Regions from separate parts of the Mus musculus genome. Here region 2 is linked to region 1. Evidence: chromatin loops called from intact Hi-C (ENCODE). Cell type or tissue: left cerebral cortex. All regions are shown on one strand.

Region 1 (8,000 bases):
ATTATCCTCATGGCAGGGAGCATGGTGGCACACGGGCAGACATAGTAGATGAGAGTCCTACATCCAGCTATGGCTATGCAGGCAGCAGCAAGAGACAGACCCTAGGCCTGGCATGAGCAATTGAAACCTCAAAATTCACCCCCAGTGACACACTTCTTCCAACAAGGTTACAATTGCTCCAACAAGGCCACCCCTCCTAAGCCTTTCAAAGAGTGAGTCCCTAATCATCCAAGTATGTGAGCCTACGGAGACCATACCTATTCTAGCCACCACATGTGGCTTTTTATATGACAAAAAGACCTGTGGTATCTAGTAGGATCATTGCCTCCATACAAGTGCTTCAAAAGTGTGTATATACTTTGGTAAGCTGCTTTTACAGTGGTTGGTTCAAGCTTGGCTTTCTCAGAGGTTTTAGGATTAACCATCCCTCTTCGTACTCCCTCCCTTACCCTGCCCTCACATTCCTCACACCACTTAATCCGTCTTGCTCCATTACTCCCCATCCCACCTCTGCTGCCAGAATTCTATCCCCCCAAGGCCCAGAAGCTGTGCTACCTGCAGGAGTCCTCAAGTAGTCGTTTCTGACCAGTAGATGGCAGTACTACATTATGTGATGCACTGATTGGCACCTGGTCAGGAAGTAAGGCCAGCAGGTGGGCAGAGACGTTGTGTGTGGGGTGTGTGTGTGTGTGTGTGTGTGTGTGTGTGTGTGTGTGTGTGTGTGTGTGTGTTGCGCTGCTCCTTGAGGCCCTCGGGAGACAGGTGATGGGGTTTGTAGATGAGCAGGGAAGAGACACAAGGGAGGGTTTAGAGCTCAGCCACAGACTTATTTTTAAAGAAATGGGGGGAAGGGAACTGTGAGGCCTCCTAAGCTCTTTGACTCATACATTTGATTACATAAAGTCTCTTTCCATCCAACCTACAGTAGTCTCCAGATACTCAGGGCAGACTTTATGGTTGACCTAGGAGGAATCTACCATTAGCAATCAGGGGCCAGATAGGCAGCTCAGCATATAAGTGCACAAGCTACTCATGTGGGGGACCAGAACTTAGTTCCCTGGACCCATGAAAGGTGGCTCACAACTGCCAGTAACTACAGCTGAGGGGATCCAGGGCCCTCAACAAAGTAAAACAGAAAGAGGAAAAAAAAAAAAGAGGAAAGGAAGGAAGAGAGTTGGGGAGGCTGGAGTGATGGTGGTGCTAGGGCAGGGCACACACGAGGACCTGACTTTGGACCTCCAGTACCACATAAAACAACCAGTGCCTGTGCACACACCACACACACACATACACACACACACCATACACACAGACCCAACACACACACACATCCTGTACACACACACCATATACACAGACCCAACACACACCACACACACACATCACTCACACACACATCCTGTACACACGCACCATACATCACACACATACACACACCACACACACAGACCCAACACACGTCACACACACACCACATACCAAACATCCTGTACACACATACCATACAACACACACATACACACACCATACACACAGATCCAACACACATCACACTCACAACATGAACACAACACATATACACATACACCACACACATACTACACATGACATGCATACAAACTCCACACACATCACACACACTGCACACATATACACACATAACACACAGCACACACATGCACACACACAACACACATGCATACATATACACACATACACACACATAACAGGATCACTATATACACCTATGTACACACCATACACACATATATGCACATTGCACACACATACACACACACTCATATACACACAAACATAAATTTAAAAAGATTTAGAGTGTGCTTTACAATTAAAAAGGAATTCAATGTAGAGAATCTCATTACAACTAAAAAAAGAAAAGAAGAGAAAAGAAAAGAAAAGAAAAGAAAAGAAAAGAAAAGAAAAGAAAGCTGTTGTCTTTCTGCACCTGCCTTGATGTTTATAAAACACTCTCTATAGTATAAAAAAAAAAAACTGGCATTTGTCGAATATTTTGTGGGTTTTTTCAAAAGAGCTTGGAAGTTTACAAAGCCCTTTAAAATGTACAATTGTAAACTGTACACAGGACTGAACCCTTATAAATACCTTGTGGCTTATAAAGTATCTTACAACCTACAAAGATATTTTGTTTGCAAAATTCCTTTGGCAGCATGCATTGTTATAAAGTGATTTTCCATTTCACAACATAAATATTTTGTTAATTCCTGTGTAATGTTCACAAAGAGGCTTCCACAAATAAAGGTCTTTATTTTGCCTGCAAAGCTCATTAAGTGGAAAACCACTTGATGATAGCTTAATTTTTTCAATGCCCTTGAAGGGAGGGAGGGAGGGAGGGAGGGAGGGAGGGAGGGAGGGAGGGAGGGAAGTTCTGTTTTGTTTTCTTTTGTTTTGTTTTGTTTTGTTTTTTCAGTCTTCCCACATTGATATGACTAGTGTTTCCTGGGTGTCCACTAGGAGGCAGGCAAGATGCTAAGCGTGGGATTTGGCAATTAAACCAAGGAGACACCATTTCTGATGACCCGATAAAATACCCTGACAATCAGCAGCATGGGGGAGGAAGGATTTATTCTGCTTATAATTCCAGATGCTATTCCATCAGTGGAGGGGAAGTCAAGGCAGGAACTTCAAATAGGTTCACATCACATCTGCAGTCATTAGCAGAAAGAACAAACTCACCCTTGCTTGTGCTTAGCTAACTTTCTATACTATTCTATAGTCCAGGTCCCCAAAACCAGGGAATGGTACCAACCACAGAGAGCTGGGTCTTACTACATCAATTAACAATCAAAAAACAGCCCCACAGAGCAACCCAATGTAGACTATGCCTCACTGAGACTTTCTTCCCAGGTGATTCTACCTAGTAAGACCCTGTCTCAAAACAAACAAACAAACAAACAAACAAACCTACCACGTCCCTGGATCCCTGAAATTTTTGGTATGAAAATCTAGAGACAGGGCCATGCTGTGTAACCCAGGCTGCTGTCCTCAGACACTATTTCGTCAACCTCCTGAGTGCTAGTATTATAGTCCTGAGGTACCCAGCCGGACTTGGTGTAATCTTGGACTTTACAGAATAGATGAGACAGTGGCACTGCAGGCCACAGTCTCTCAGCCTAAGTACCTATGTTTCGATAGCCAGAATCCTTTCCCAAGTCACTCTTGCAGTTCCAGTATTTGCCCTACAGGGGGAGCACCAGTCCCAGGAGATCAGACCTCTATTTCATTACTCTTGACAAGCTAACTTACACAGAGAAACGGTTCGTTTTGCCTCAAAGTTTTGAAGGCCCCACAGTAAGCAGGAGGGCCCGTTGCTATGGGCCATCTGGTGGGCATGTTGCATAGCAGTGCCAGGGAACGTTTGGTACGACAAGTTATTCTTACTTCATGAACAGAAAAGAAAAAGAAAAAGAAAAAGAAAAAAAAGGAAAAGAAGAAGAAAGGGGAGGGGAGGGGAAGAGATGGGGGTCCCCCCAAAGCCTCTTCAGCCATACCTCCAGGACTAAGAACATGTCACAAGTCCCCACCTCCGAAAAGTTTCACCATCTCCAAATAGGGCCATCCTGAGTACTGAATTACCATATAGACCTATGGGGGACGTCCAAGTTCGCCCCACTTTTTCAAAACCTACCCTATTTCTCTTTCCCTCGGTCAGCTTTGGGAAGGCATTGGAAACTAACAAAACTCAAAACTGGGCTGGAGAGGCATCTCTCTGGGTTATGAGTGCAAGCATGAGAACCCAAGTTCAAATCCCCATTATTCATGTAAAAGTCTGGGCATGGCCATGTAGAGCATACATATAACACTGGCAAGGGGAGCCACAACAGAGGCATTGCTTGGGCTTCTTGGCTGCCAAGCAAAGTAATGAGTTTCAGGCTCAAGGAGAGAACAGGTTTGAAGTGAATAAGGTGGAGAATGCGTGACAACCCCTGCACAGGGGCACAGACACACACACACACACACATACACACACAGAGTGGGAGAGATTGTTCAAAATCCATCACTGTGTGGCCCCATCATGCCAAGCTAGAGCTAGGACAGAAACATAGTTTTGCATATCCAGCAGAGTAGCAAAGAACGGGGACTTAGAAGCCAAGAATCCGAACTTGGCATTTTCTATTGTGTTCAGTTTAAGCAAGTTTAAAAACCTGTACCTCGGTGCTGGAGAGATGGCTCAGCGGTTAAGAGCACTGACTGCTCTTCCAGAGGTCCTGAGTTCAAATCCCAGCAACCACATGGTGGCTCATAACCATCTGTAAAGGGATCTGGTGTTTCTGAAGACAGCTACAGTATACTAATACAAATAAAATAAATAAATTAAAAAAAAAAAAACCTGTACCTCTACCTTCCAAACCTATAATTAATCTCTACTACCAATAGTTGGTACCCTCCGCACATTGTAGAACATCGTATATAAAGGAGTTACAATGAGAAACATGGAAAATGAGAAAAACCACACTGTAGAACATTGTGGATGAGTGAGTTACACTGAAAAACACATACGTGAGAAACGCACATTGTAGAACATCGTATATAAAGGAGTTACAATGAGGTGAGAGGGTGAGAGGGCTAAATAGATAAATTTGGCCTATGTCCATGTTACCAAGGTGATAAAGACTGATTGAAAATGGTCTCTGTATACAGTGAGCCTTACCCTGTTTTGTGGGCAAACAGCAGCCTAAGAATATGCTCTGTGCTAACCAAGCAACTGAATCTCAGCCAATCACAGCATTTGAGCTTCAGCCAATCACAGGCTCCCAACTGACTAGACCATTTCCACAGGAAGCAAACTATAGCCAATCTATCTATCTATTTCATAAAGTAATTTTCCCTTCCCTTCCTTACCTAGCCAACTTTCTCTCTTCCTCTTCCTCCTCCTCCTCCTCCTCTTCCTCCCTCTCCCTCTCCCTCTCCCTCTCCCTCTCCCTCTCCCTCTCCCTCTCCCTCTCCCTCTCCCTCTCTCTCTCTCTCCTTAAAAAGAGAAAAGCCACTAAAACACCATGGAGTCCTATTTGAGTTGGCTAACTCCTCCTGAGCCTGGGAACTGACCTAGAGTGTGGTTGACAAACCCAGTGTCACTCCCTTTTAAAAAAAAAAAAAATTCTTTTCTTACCCTCTGCCATCAGCTGTCACTTGTGAAGAGCTTCTTGGATTGGGTGGGACTTTGTGCGCTCTCCCACCCCACCTGCTGGGGTTGTGTCTGAGTTGTGCCGGTCCTGCGCATGTGCAGCCTGTGGAGGCATGCGCATCCTGTGAGGGTCGCTGCGTGCCGTCACGGTCTCTTTGAGTTCATGTGTGCACCTGCTTTGTGTCTGGAAATTTTTGTCTCCTTTTCGTCATCTACCGCCTCTGGTTCTCACAGTCTCAGGATTAATAGTGTGAAAATAGCCATCGTACCAAAAGCAATTTACAGATTTAATACAATTGCTGTCAAAATTTCAATAAAATTATTCATGAAATTGAAAAACAAAACCTTAAACTTCCATATGAAAACATTTTGTTAAACTTAACTCACTGTAGATTTTTCTTTAACAAGAGGTTATTTGATGTTACACGTGGGAAGTATGAAAAGGTAGGTAGCTGCAAGACCAAGTTCTCAGCACAAAGGAGATTTGCTTGCCCCCTGGTGGGGTAGCGGGGTGCAGAGGAGGGATAAGGAGACAAAGACAGGAGTTAGAGGATGAGAGAGAAGGGAAAGGGAATGAGGAAGAGGGGTATTTATCCCAGAGGAACAAAGGACTGCCCGTGGGTAGAGAGGAGACAGACACGGCCCTTAGGAAAATGGTGATTTAGAAAGAAAGGGTAGAAGGGGAACCCCCTGTAAGGATGAGGTGTTTAGTTCTAATTAGGCATGTAAATTAAAACAGCCAAAGGGGACTTTTGATTGCTGAACTTCAATAGTTTGATAGCTGGACCTTTATAGTCAGTCTCAAGAGGAGGAAGTGACCAAATAAAGAAATAGACTTGGAGGCTAGCTACAGGAATATAATCGAATGGTTTTTTAGCAAGGCAGAGAGAACAGGTGAAGAAAGACAAAGCCTGCCAGAGCCATGTGTACCATGCTCAGGCTGGCTAGAGTCCTGCAAGGAGTGTGGGATGCTTGATCCTTTGTAAGGAATATTAAAGGTGTTAACTATTATCAGCCAACGTTGAGTAAGCCCATACTACATACTATCCTGGTACTAAGAAAATCATGCCCCCCCCCCCCGGCCAATTCGGTATGTAAATATCAGCAGATAAAACCCAACACAAGCAGGTCATAAGATGAAATAAGGTGAGCTCAGTTAGTTAGGAAACTGTCAGGTCATGGTCTTTTTAGACTGAATAGTGGGAGGGCTTTAGGAAATGTGAGCTCTGAAGGGGGGGGGGGGGGGAGGGCGTGACTTTCCTTTTGTATAGGGAGCCACAAGGGCAAAGGCCTTGAGGTGAGATCAGGTTTGGCAACTTCCAGGATCAATCAAACATAGTATCTGACAGGGTCTGCTGAAGGAAAAAAAAAAAGGTTTCACAAGGTCAGAGTTCCCTCTCCCCGCCTCTGTGTGTGTGTGTGTGTGTGTGTGTGTGTGTGCGCGTGTGCGTGTGCGTGTGTGTGCGTGTGTGTGTGTGTGTGTGTGCGTGTGTGTTCATAGTGCATGTCTGTGAAGCATGAGCGCACATATTCTGTGTAAGCACGCAGAGGCAGTGCAGGACACAATGTCTTTCTCTACTGCTCTTTGCCTTGAGACGGTCTCTCACTTTTTCTGTCTAGGCCATCTGGCCTGTGAGCTGCTCCTGGGGTCCTTTTGTCTTCGTTGCCCAATGCAGAGATTGCAGGAAACACAGAGGCATGCTCAGCTTGTTTTATGTGGGCTCTGGGGACTTGAACCGAACCGAGGTCCTTATACTTATCCAGCAAACACTCTTGCCCACAGAGAATATCCCAAGCTTCATACTTTATCTTTTGAGATAGGATAGCTCACTTAGCTCTGGGGGAGCTGCTGACTAGGCTGGGCTAATCGCCAGGAAACCACAGGAATCCACCTGCCTCTGCTTCCCCAGCTCTGGGATTAAAGGATGTGCCAATGTTCCTTGATTATCTCCTCCTCCTCCTCCTCCTCCTCCTCCTCCTCCTCCTCCTCCTCCTCCTCCTCCTCCTCCTCCTCCTCCTCTTTAATGTGGGCCCAGGGATTGAATTCAGATCCTTATATTTTTGCCACATATTTTACAGCCTGAACTATCTCTTCAGCCCAAGACAGGAATGTGTGTGTTCCCTATAGGGAAGTCCAGGTTGATCTTGAAACTGTGGCCTGAATGCTGCTGTTAAGGAGTGTGCCTGGTTCAGCTCACTGATTTTTTTTTTTTTTTTGTTACTCGTGTCTTCTCTTTTACTTATATAGACCCCTCGTATGTAGCCAGCACGTTGTGGGGCTCACAATAGATATTCTTGAAGTAAATAATAGGCAGGTGCTCAAGGGATGTGAATATACTTGGACATAATGTTTCCGGGTGGACACAATGGTCTCTAGAGCTCATAGATCTCCCTGGGAGATCTTTAGGTCCCAGGCTATGTCCCATGTCTACAGAATCAGAACCGCATCTCTAACCTTCTCAGCTTTCCCTCAGCGCAGGGATGGAGTTGGCAGGTTCTATTTACATCTCAGTGTTGAATCTGAGCTACTAGGTGACTTTGAGACGTGGCTTATCCCTGCCTCTGCCTTATCTGTGCAGTTGTAAGGCCATGAAGATAACAGGATTTACTATATGGAAGAGCTGCTGGTGGGATTGGCTGCAGTATGTACAAATAAATACTCGCACGTGTCTGGGATCCAGCCAGCACGCTGAAGAACTGGCTGTACTCATCAGTGTTGAAGCCTGTTGTTGAGGTTAAATGAGCTTTGATTTGCATGGCCTGGCACTAAATAAGAGTCAGAGAAATGACTGTGCTGGCGGCTCCCAAGGCTTCTGAAGCCAAGCTGGCATGGAGC
Region 2 (8,000 bases), 350 kb after region 1:
GTTATAAATTTCCCTGACTCTTTCTAAGAGCTCCATGAGGAGGAGTCTATCACCACGCCCATTTTATGGATGGGAACTGAGGTTCAGATTTAAAAAAAAAAAAAAAAAAAAAAAAAACATGGAGACTAAGAGCCCACACTAGAATCAAAGCAAAGTCCTACCTCCAGAAACTGTTTTCTGGACTTTCTGCTCTTACACCTTAAATGTTGTGTTGAAATGTGAGTTTTGTTTGTTTGTTTTCATAACAGAAACTCTGTAGCCCAGGCTGGCCTGGAACTCACAATGAGCCTCCTGCCTCAGTCTCCCAAGTGCTGGGATTACAGGCCTCCTGCACCACCTGACCTAGCATTTGTTGCTTTTATTGTATCCTATAGTGTGTTTGGCTGTTGAATGATAAGAGGTTAGACAATATGTTTGTGGTCTATCCTGAGGTAAAGTTGTCCTCTGGCATTGTGTATGACACTTCACTGTGAGTCTGCTGCACCCCAATGTTAACTTACTATGCATCACCTCTTCTGCTGCCAGGATACTACAGTGTGTTCTGCACTATCCTATGAGTTGCTGTGAGTTACTGCTGTATGTTGGCAGCCGGATGTTGGAGTATACTGACACCATGAGGTGGTACATTGCGACTGCGCCTTGGGATGTCCCTGGGCTGTCTGTACTGGCATATTTTGTGCTTGGTTGGTTTATGAGGTTTGGTTTGGTTTCTTTCATTGAGACAAAGTCTCTCATAGCCCTGGGTGGTCTCAAACTCTCTATGCAACCAAGAATAACCTGGAACTCCTGATCCCTACCCTCTGCCTCCCAAGTGCTGAGATTGCAGAGGTCAACCACTATAAACAAATGTCTATTTTTTTTATTAATTTAGGGTTTACTTGTATGCATATGTGTTTGTGGCATGCAGAGTGTTCAGGGGTGCCTGCCAAGGTCATAAGGAAGGTCAGATCTCCTGGAGTTATAGGCAATCATTAATAGCCTGAGGAAGCCCTCTGGTCCCTAGCTGTCTGATTTTGAGACAGTTTTGAGCCTTATAACCCAGGCTGACCTCAAACTTGAGGCAACCATCCTGCCTCAGCAGGGGTTACAGGTGCTAACCACCCTTAGGACTCTTTGGCTGTACTCACTGGTGATTTTGTGGGCAGCTGTTGGCTATGATACCTGTGTGCCGTGCTGTGGGCAGTGTAATGTATTCTTGTTCTGCAAGAGTTTTGTTGTACATGACATTGCCAAATTATTTAGGAGTATTGTCATATCACACATTGCGTGGCCTGTCATATTGCACATTGCGTGGCCTCGTGAGAGCATTCTGGACTGTGAGGTGCTGTCTCACGGTGGGTGAATTCTGAGCAAGCAGGAATCGTGGGAGCACTCCATCTGGCACATGTTGTATTGGCAGAGCTTCACACTGACCTACTTCATCTCTCCACCTCAGGCAAGCCCTTTGACCCCGTGTTTATCCTGAGCCGCTCTGTGTCCAACATTATCTGCTCTGTCGTCTTCGGAAGTCGCTTCGACTATGACGATGAGCGTCTGCTCACCATCATCCACTTTATCAATGACAACTTCAAGATTATGAGCAGCCCTTGGGGCGAGGTAAGCACTCGGAGGTCAACCAGATGGGATCATGGGTCCACAGGGTCCAAAAATGTACCAGGGGCCAGTGATGAGATACATGCCTATAAACCCCATACTAAGGAGGCCGAGGGGAGAGGATTGCCACAAGTTCCTGACCAAGCTAGACAAAATAGAAAGAACTCCTCCTTAAAACCCCACCCCCAGTTACACGGTCCACCCATCCTCCTCTGTCCTGCCCCCCTCCCTCCCACTCTCGTTCCACCCTTGCAGAACTTGGCTGCCCATGACAAGACCAGGTCAGAGTTGATTTAAGTTTGCTTTGCTTAGCCTATCCATCAACCCCCAAGCTTGCTTCACGAAGCCTCTCCAACTCTGGTCCCCAGATGTACAACATCTTCCCAAGTGTCCTTGATTGGATACCTGGGCCACACAAACGCTTGTTCCGGAACTTTGGAGGCATGAAAGATCTCATTGCCCGCAGCGTCCGCGAACACCAGGATTCCCTGGACCCCAACTCTCCCCGGGACTTCATCGACTGCTTCCTCACAAAGATGGCACAGGTAGCTGTAGGATGAAGATTCTCCCTCTAGGCTGGTGTGAAGCCCTCCTGCTGCCCCCTCCCGCTCCCCGCCTCAAACGTGCACAGATCTCAGTTTGGGTAGAGTCCTGAAGCTGTGGCACCTGGCCCTGCTGGACAGCTGCCCAAAGCGACTACCAATTAACAAATTATTAAGCCGTTGTGGTTGGCCAAATTGTTCACCTTGGGCCTTGTCACTTTTTCTCTCTCCCTTCACACTACCCGGCTCCCACCAAAAAAAAAAAAAAAAAAAAAAAAAAAAGTTAGCTCAAGAGAGGGACAGAGCCAGCGACTAGTGACGGTAGCAGTTGAGTGGATCACAGAGGCTCCGAAGTATAAGCTTCTCCCAGTCCCTGACTCATAGTACCATCCTTCAACCACAGGAGAAGCAAGACCCACTGAGCCACTTCAATATGGATACCCTGCTGATGACCACACACAACCTGCTCTTCGGTGGCACAGAAACCGTGGGCACCACACTGCGTCACGCCTTCCTTATTCTTATGAAATACCCCAAAGTGCAAGGTACACGGGCAGCAATGTCCCCTCTACATTACCTCCTCCCTTCTCCTACCCTCCACCCCCACCCTACCCCGTCCAGAGGGTCTAGTAGAGCCCTCCATTAACAACCCTCTCATACAAGCCAAACCAACTAAGAGGCCCTCAGGGTCCACACAGTGCCATTCCCGACCATACCTGAGTACTATTGGCCCTGCCCACAACACATGCGACTGTCTGTCTGGCCTCTGAATCCTTCTTCCTCTGTCATCTCAAAACCCCGCCCCTGAGACCCAGTCACAAGGTCTGCTAAGAACCTTGAACTCTTCTGAATAACATGACTCCCTCCAGCACATAAGCCTCCCCTTCCCCAGGCTCCGCCTCCTGGGTGTCTTCCTGGCTTTGCGGGAGATAGCTGCACTGCCCACACACTAGGTCCATGAGCCTCAAAGCCCTTCCAGAAATCAAATGAGGATCCTAGGATCCAAACAGCCCTAAAGCCCACCTACACAAACTCACACCCAGAAACCCATGCAACAATCAACATTTTTCCCTCTTGAAAACAAATGCTTTGAAACCCAGACTAACCAGAACTCACAGCTATCTTCCTGCCTCAGCTTCCTGCGTGCAATGATGACAGGCCACTGCCTACAACTAGAAAAGCTCTGACTTGATCCTGTCCCATGAACTCCCACAAACCTGCCCCAGTCCCAGCGGTTCCTCAGAGACCATCATTCACTACCTTCTCCTTCTACCTCCAGCCCGCGTGCAGGAAGAGATTGACCGTGTGGTGGGGCGCTCGCGGATGCCGACGCTGGAAGACCGTACATCCATGCCTTACACAGATGCAGTGATCCACGAAGTGCAACGCTTTGCTGACGTCATCCCCATGAACCTGCCTCACCGTGTCACTCGGGACACACCTTTCCGGGGCTTCCTGATACCCAAGGTGTGCTGGGCTCCTAAAATGACATAGGGGTAACCTAGGAAGGGTACCTCAAGCTTTTGTAATTGGCTAAGAGGTACCCTAGACCCTAGCAATCAGCTCCCAGGGTACCAATCAGCAGAGGTGGGAAGTTGCCAATATTTTTTTCCAATATTTAATTTTGTTTTTTACATGTATGGTGTTTCCCCTAAATGGCTGTGTACCACATGCATGCAGTGCCCAAGGAGGCCAAAAGAGGGCGCTGTGGCCTCTGGAACTGAATATACAGATGGTTGGGAGGCATCAAGAGGGTGCTGGGAATTGAACACAGGTTCTCTGCAAGAGTAGCCAGTGCCCTTAATACCATCTCCCCAGTCTTTTTTTTTTTGGGGGGGGGGTTCCCTTATAGCCCAGGTTGACCTTGAACTCCCTACGTGACTGAGGTTGGACTTGAACTCCCGAAGCTCCTGCCTCCTCCTCCAGTGTATTGGAATTCTACCACCCCTGGCTTAGCCATTTTAGATGCTTTAAAACAGAGTTCCTTCATATCAGAAGAGATCGGAACTCCATACACCTTCCTATCTCAAGCCCCTTCCTCAGACCCCTTTCCAGAACTACTGGGCTCTGGAATTTTATCTAAACATCTCCTGAGGCCAAAATACCATTCTTGGAGGACACCCTCTCCAAACACTCCACCCCAACTCCCACCCCACCCCACTTTGCACCCCAGCACACCCCCACTCAGAAATCCCGCGTCTGCTTCTACAAAGCTCAGGACCAAGGGTGGCCCACATCCATTTCTCAGACCTCAACAACAGCATCTAGCACCTATCTCTAGGGGACCTAGGTAGAGTCCCACCTTTTCAAATCCCTAGTGCTCCATCTTTGCAGCACAGAAACTCGAGCTTGGGGGAAAAAATTAATAATAAACCCATTTTCAGAATGGAAAGATGTCTCAGCAGTTAAGAGCACGTCCAAAGGACCCAGGTTGGATTCCTAGCATCCACATAGCAATTCACAACCACCATTTCCAGGAAACTTTACACCCATATTGCACACAGGCAAACACTTAGACATAAAATAAAGTTTTGTTAATCCTCAGTGAGAGTACATTCACTGACTGTCTCTTCGCCCACACAGGGCACAGATGTCATCACACTCCTTAACACTGTGCACTACGACTCGGACCAGTTCAAGACGCCTCAGGAGTTCAATCCTGAACATTTTCTGGACGACAATCATTCTTTCAAAAAGAGCCCCGCCTTCATGCCATTTTCGGCTGGTAAGAGATGGAGTGAACTGTAACTCTAACCCTACTCTTCAAACCATCCCATCCTTGGCTTAGCATACAGAAATTTCCCTTTTCCAATTTGGTTCCTTTAACACCAAGGTGAAAGCCGCTTAAGAATGATTATTAAACTCCCACTAGGTGGCGCTGCTGGCCCTGGTTTTTCTTAACTCTACCTTGCAGCGGGGGCGGGGGTGGGGGGTAGGTGTGGAGCTGGGGGAAGGGGACTGGGAAACGAAGGAGGCGGGAATTCTAATTACTCCGTACAAGAAGGAGGAAATGAGGACTAATGTCAGATAAATTGCCTTTTGTGTGCCTGATGCTGTCTCTGAGAAGGGGCCAAATGAGTTGGGCTCCGTAGCCAGATCACAGTGGATTGCACCCCAGTTCTGTCCCATCTGTGGTAACATTCTGATACAAGATTTGAACCCAGACAGTTGCATTCATATCGGCAGCTTCCTCGGCTTCATTCCCTCCTGTGTCAGCGATATCCCCGATCATGATCTTCAAACCCACACATTTTCCTCTAAGAATATGGGATGCAGCCCATGCTCTCTTACCTAACCTCTGCTCTCGGCCCTCTTGCCCACACAGGACGTCGACTGTGTCTGGGAGAGCCACTGGCGCGCATGGAGCTCTTCATATACTTCACCTCCATTCTGCAGAACTTCACATTGCAGCCGCTGGTGGATCCTGAGGACATCGACCTGACCCCGCTCAGCTCAGGGCTGGGCAATTTGCCAAGGCCTTTCCAGCTGTGTATGCACATTCGCTGAGTACTGCGCCCAGGGACCCCTGTCCTTCTTCCAGTTGGGGTTCACTGTCATAGGCCTCCATTGATATCTCTCTCACATGATCTTCCCTTAACCCTGGGCCTGCCACGTATCAGTACTTTACCCCGCCTATCTTAAGCCCATCTTCATGGAAAGAATGACGTGACAAAGGTGAAATACCCGTCTTATACGCACAGAACCTATTCTATGATGCACCCTTTTCCTGTCTGTTTGTATCATTTCCTAGTAAATATCTTAATAACTGATGTATATCTGACTTGGCTGAATTAGTTGGAAGAGATCAACCCGTGATGGCAGCAGTCGAAGAGCGGTGGGTCGAATCCCCTTTCCACAAGACTCATCTGGGATCAGATATTTACATTATGATTCACAACAGCAAAATTACAGGTATAAAGTAGCAACAAACATAATTTTATGTGTAGGATCACCCCAACTTGAGGAATTATTGGGGGCCACAGCATTAGGAAGATTGAGAACCACTGTTTTATGGTGAGGAAGTAGAAGGTCTGGTGCAGAGGGAATGAAGACACGCCCATCCCAAGGCTCTCCTATAGTTACCAGATGCAAAGTCAGAGACTTGTCTAGGCTACTGAATGAGCTCAAAGTCAACTTAATTGTCTCAAAGTTAATTTTTGAAAGTACTGAAGATATAGTTCGCTAATAGAGTTCTTGCAAACATGTATGGCTCCCGTGGTCTGGTCTCCAGTACTGCAAACCAAGGGGGAAGGGAGTTAACGTTTTCTGGAAACCAGCTGGAAAGAAAAGAATGTGGGGGCCTAAAGACAGAGAGGCAGAGAAACCAAGACCGAGGAGGGAAAGGTCACCAGGGGAGATATCAACTACGGGGCCCGTGGGATGGAAGCTAGAGAGCCTGAGAGAGACGATTACAAAAGACTAAACTATGCTTCCCAAGAAAAGAGCTCTCGATGACACCCCTAATTCTCCCTATAGAACAAAGAAGGATTGCTACCCCATGTTACAGACCAAACTGAGACTAAGAAAGATGCAGTGGTTTGCCCAAGATCACACTGGAGCACTCACCACAGACACTGAAGCTCTAACCACTACCCTTCAATAAACCAGAGGCTGCAAAGGGACAAAAGAAAACATTGTCAGAGACAGAGGAGAGTAGAGATAAAGAGAAAAAAAAAAAGTCGGGGAGCCGGCTCAGCAGTTAAGAGCACTTCCTGCTATTCCAAAGGACCCTGGTTCAAGTCCCCCATATGATAGCTCACAATGATTCACTCTAGTCCCAGGGGATCTGACACCTCTTCTGGCCACCACAGGCACTAGCAATACATGTGCCACACAGACATGAATGCAGATAAGACAAGAAAGAGAAATATGAGAGAGAGAGAGAGAGAGAGAACACCAAAGGGGGAGGGGGTGTGGAAAGGAGACACAAGCAAAGAAAAAGAAAACTAGGCCTGATAAAAAAGAGCAGTATTGGCTCAGGACACCCATCCAAGGCCAAGTTCTCAGCACAAAGAAGATTTATTTGCCCCAGAAAGACAAGGATGGGGAGTAAGATGCAAAGACAGGAGATAAAGGATGAGGGAGATGGGGAAGGGAATTAGGGAGAGGCAGAAGGGGTATCCCTCCTCAAGCACAAGGGACTTGCCTCTGGATAGACAGAAGACAGATGTGGCACATAGAAAAAATGGTGGTTTATAAAGGTAAAGGGGGAAACCCTGTGTTAGGATGAGATGTTAATTTTGCTTGGGCAGGTTAATTAGGACATTCAACGGGAACTTTTGCTTGCTGGACTAATACTTTGATAGCTGGACCTTGGTGGTCAGCCCCAGGAGAAAAAAGTGGAGAAATAAGGAAATAGGTCTCGGTGAGCAGCTTTAGGAATGTAATCTAATGGTTTTTAGCAAGGCGGAGGGAATGGAGGAGAAAGGCAAGCAAGGCCTACCAGAGCTGTGTTTGCCACACTTGGTCCTGTTGAAGACCCTTCACCAAGAAAGCCAGGTCTGCAAGCTCAGTTATCCCAGAGACTGGGGCAGAAGGATCACTAATTCAAAAGCTGCTCTGCCACAGAGTGAGTTCAAAAGCCATCCTGGACAGCTTAGTGTCCCAAAAAGGAAAAGGGCTTGGAAGCTCCGTGTGGTGGCCCACATATTTTTAATCCCAGAGTTTGCGAGGCAGACACAGGCAGATGAGTTGAAGACCAGCATACTCTACATAGTGAGTTCCAAACCAACCAAGGCTACATAATTAGATCCTGACCCCACCCCTAGGCTTGGGTCAGAGGGGAGGCTTGAAGTGTTGTTCAACAGTACAGAGCTTGCTGAGAATCCACCAATAGGGGGTTGGGGACATGACTCAGGGGTAGAG

Evidence for each region. Hi-C counts contacts between places; a loop is a spot of excess contacts. Peaks named below come from ENCODE experiments on the same cell type or tissue, not always from the same donor. Only the 100,000 strongest peaks of a DNase experiment are listed, where the experiment ranks them.
Region 2: a loop joins it to region 1, with 4 times the contacts of the local background. A loop is called at or near these places in 23 of 42 quality-filtered maps.

Annotation. Positions count from the first base shown.
Region 1 is chr7:26,775,480-26,783,479 of GRCm38, forward strand. Gm51442 (a long non-coding RNA gene) reads right to left here and starts at 6,160. Exons shown (of 2, transcript XR_003946615.1): 1 at 5,150-6,160. In left cerebral cortex, CTCF peaks have their summits at 577 (motif pointing right), 2,521 (motif pointing right) and 3,206; DNase peaks (open chromatin) are centred at 626, 3,219, 4,728 and 5,264.
Region 2 is chr7:27,127,756-27,135,755 of GRCm38, forward strand. It overlaps Cyp2f2 (cytochrome P450, family 2, subfamily f, polypeptide 2), which reads left to right. Exons shown (of 10, transcript NM_007817.2): 5 at 1,436-1,596; 6 at 1,962-2,138; 7 at 2,539-2,680; 8 at 3,415-3,602; 9 at 4,719-4,860; 10 at 5,461-5,905. The coding sequence ends at 5,642. Among named protein-coding and RNA genes, the nearest start is that of Cyp2f2, 12 kb to the left of the region's middle. In left cerebral cortex, CTCF peaks have their summits at 628, 3,830 (motif pointing right), 4,994 (motif pointing right) and 5,205; DNase peaks (open chromatin) are centred at 621, 2,113, 4,999, 5,494 and 1 more place.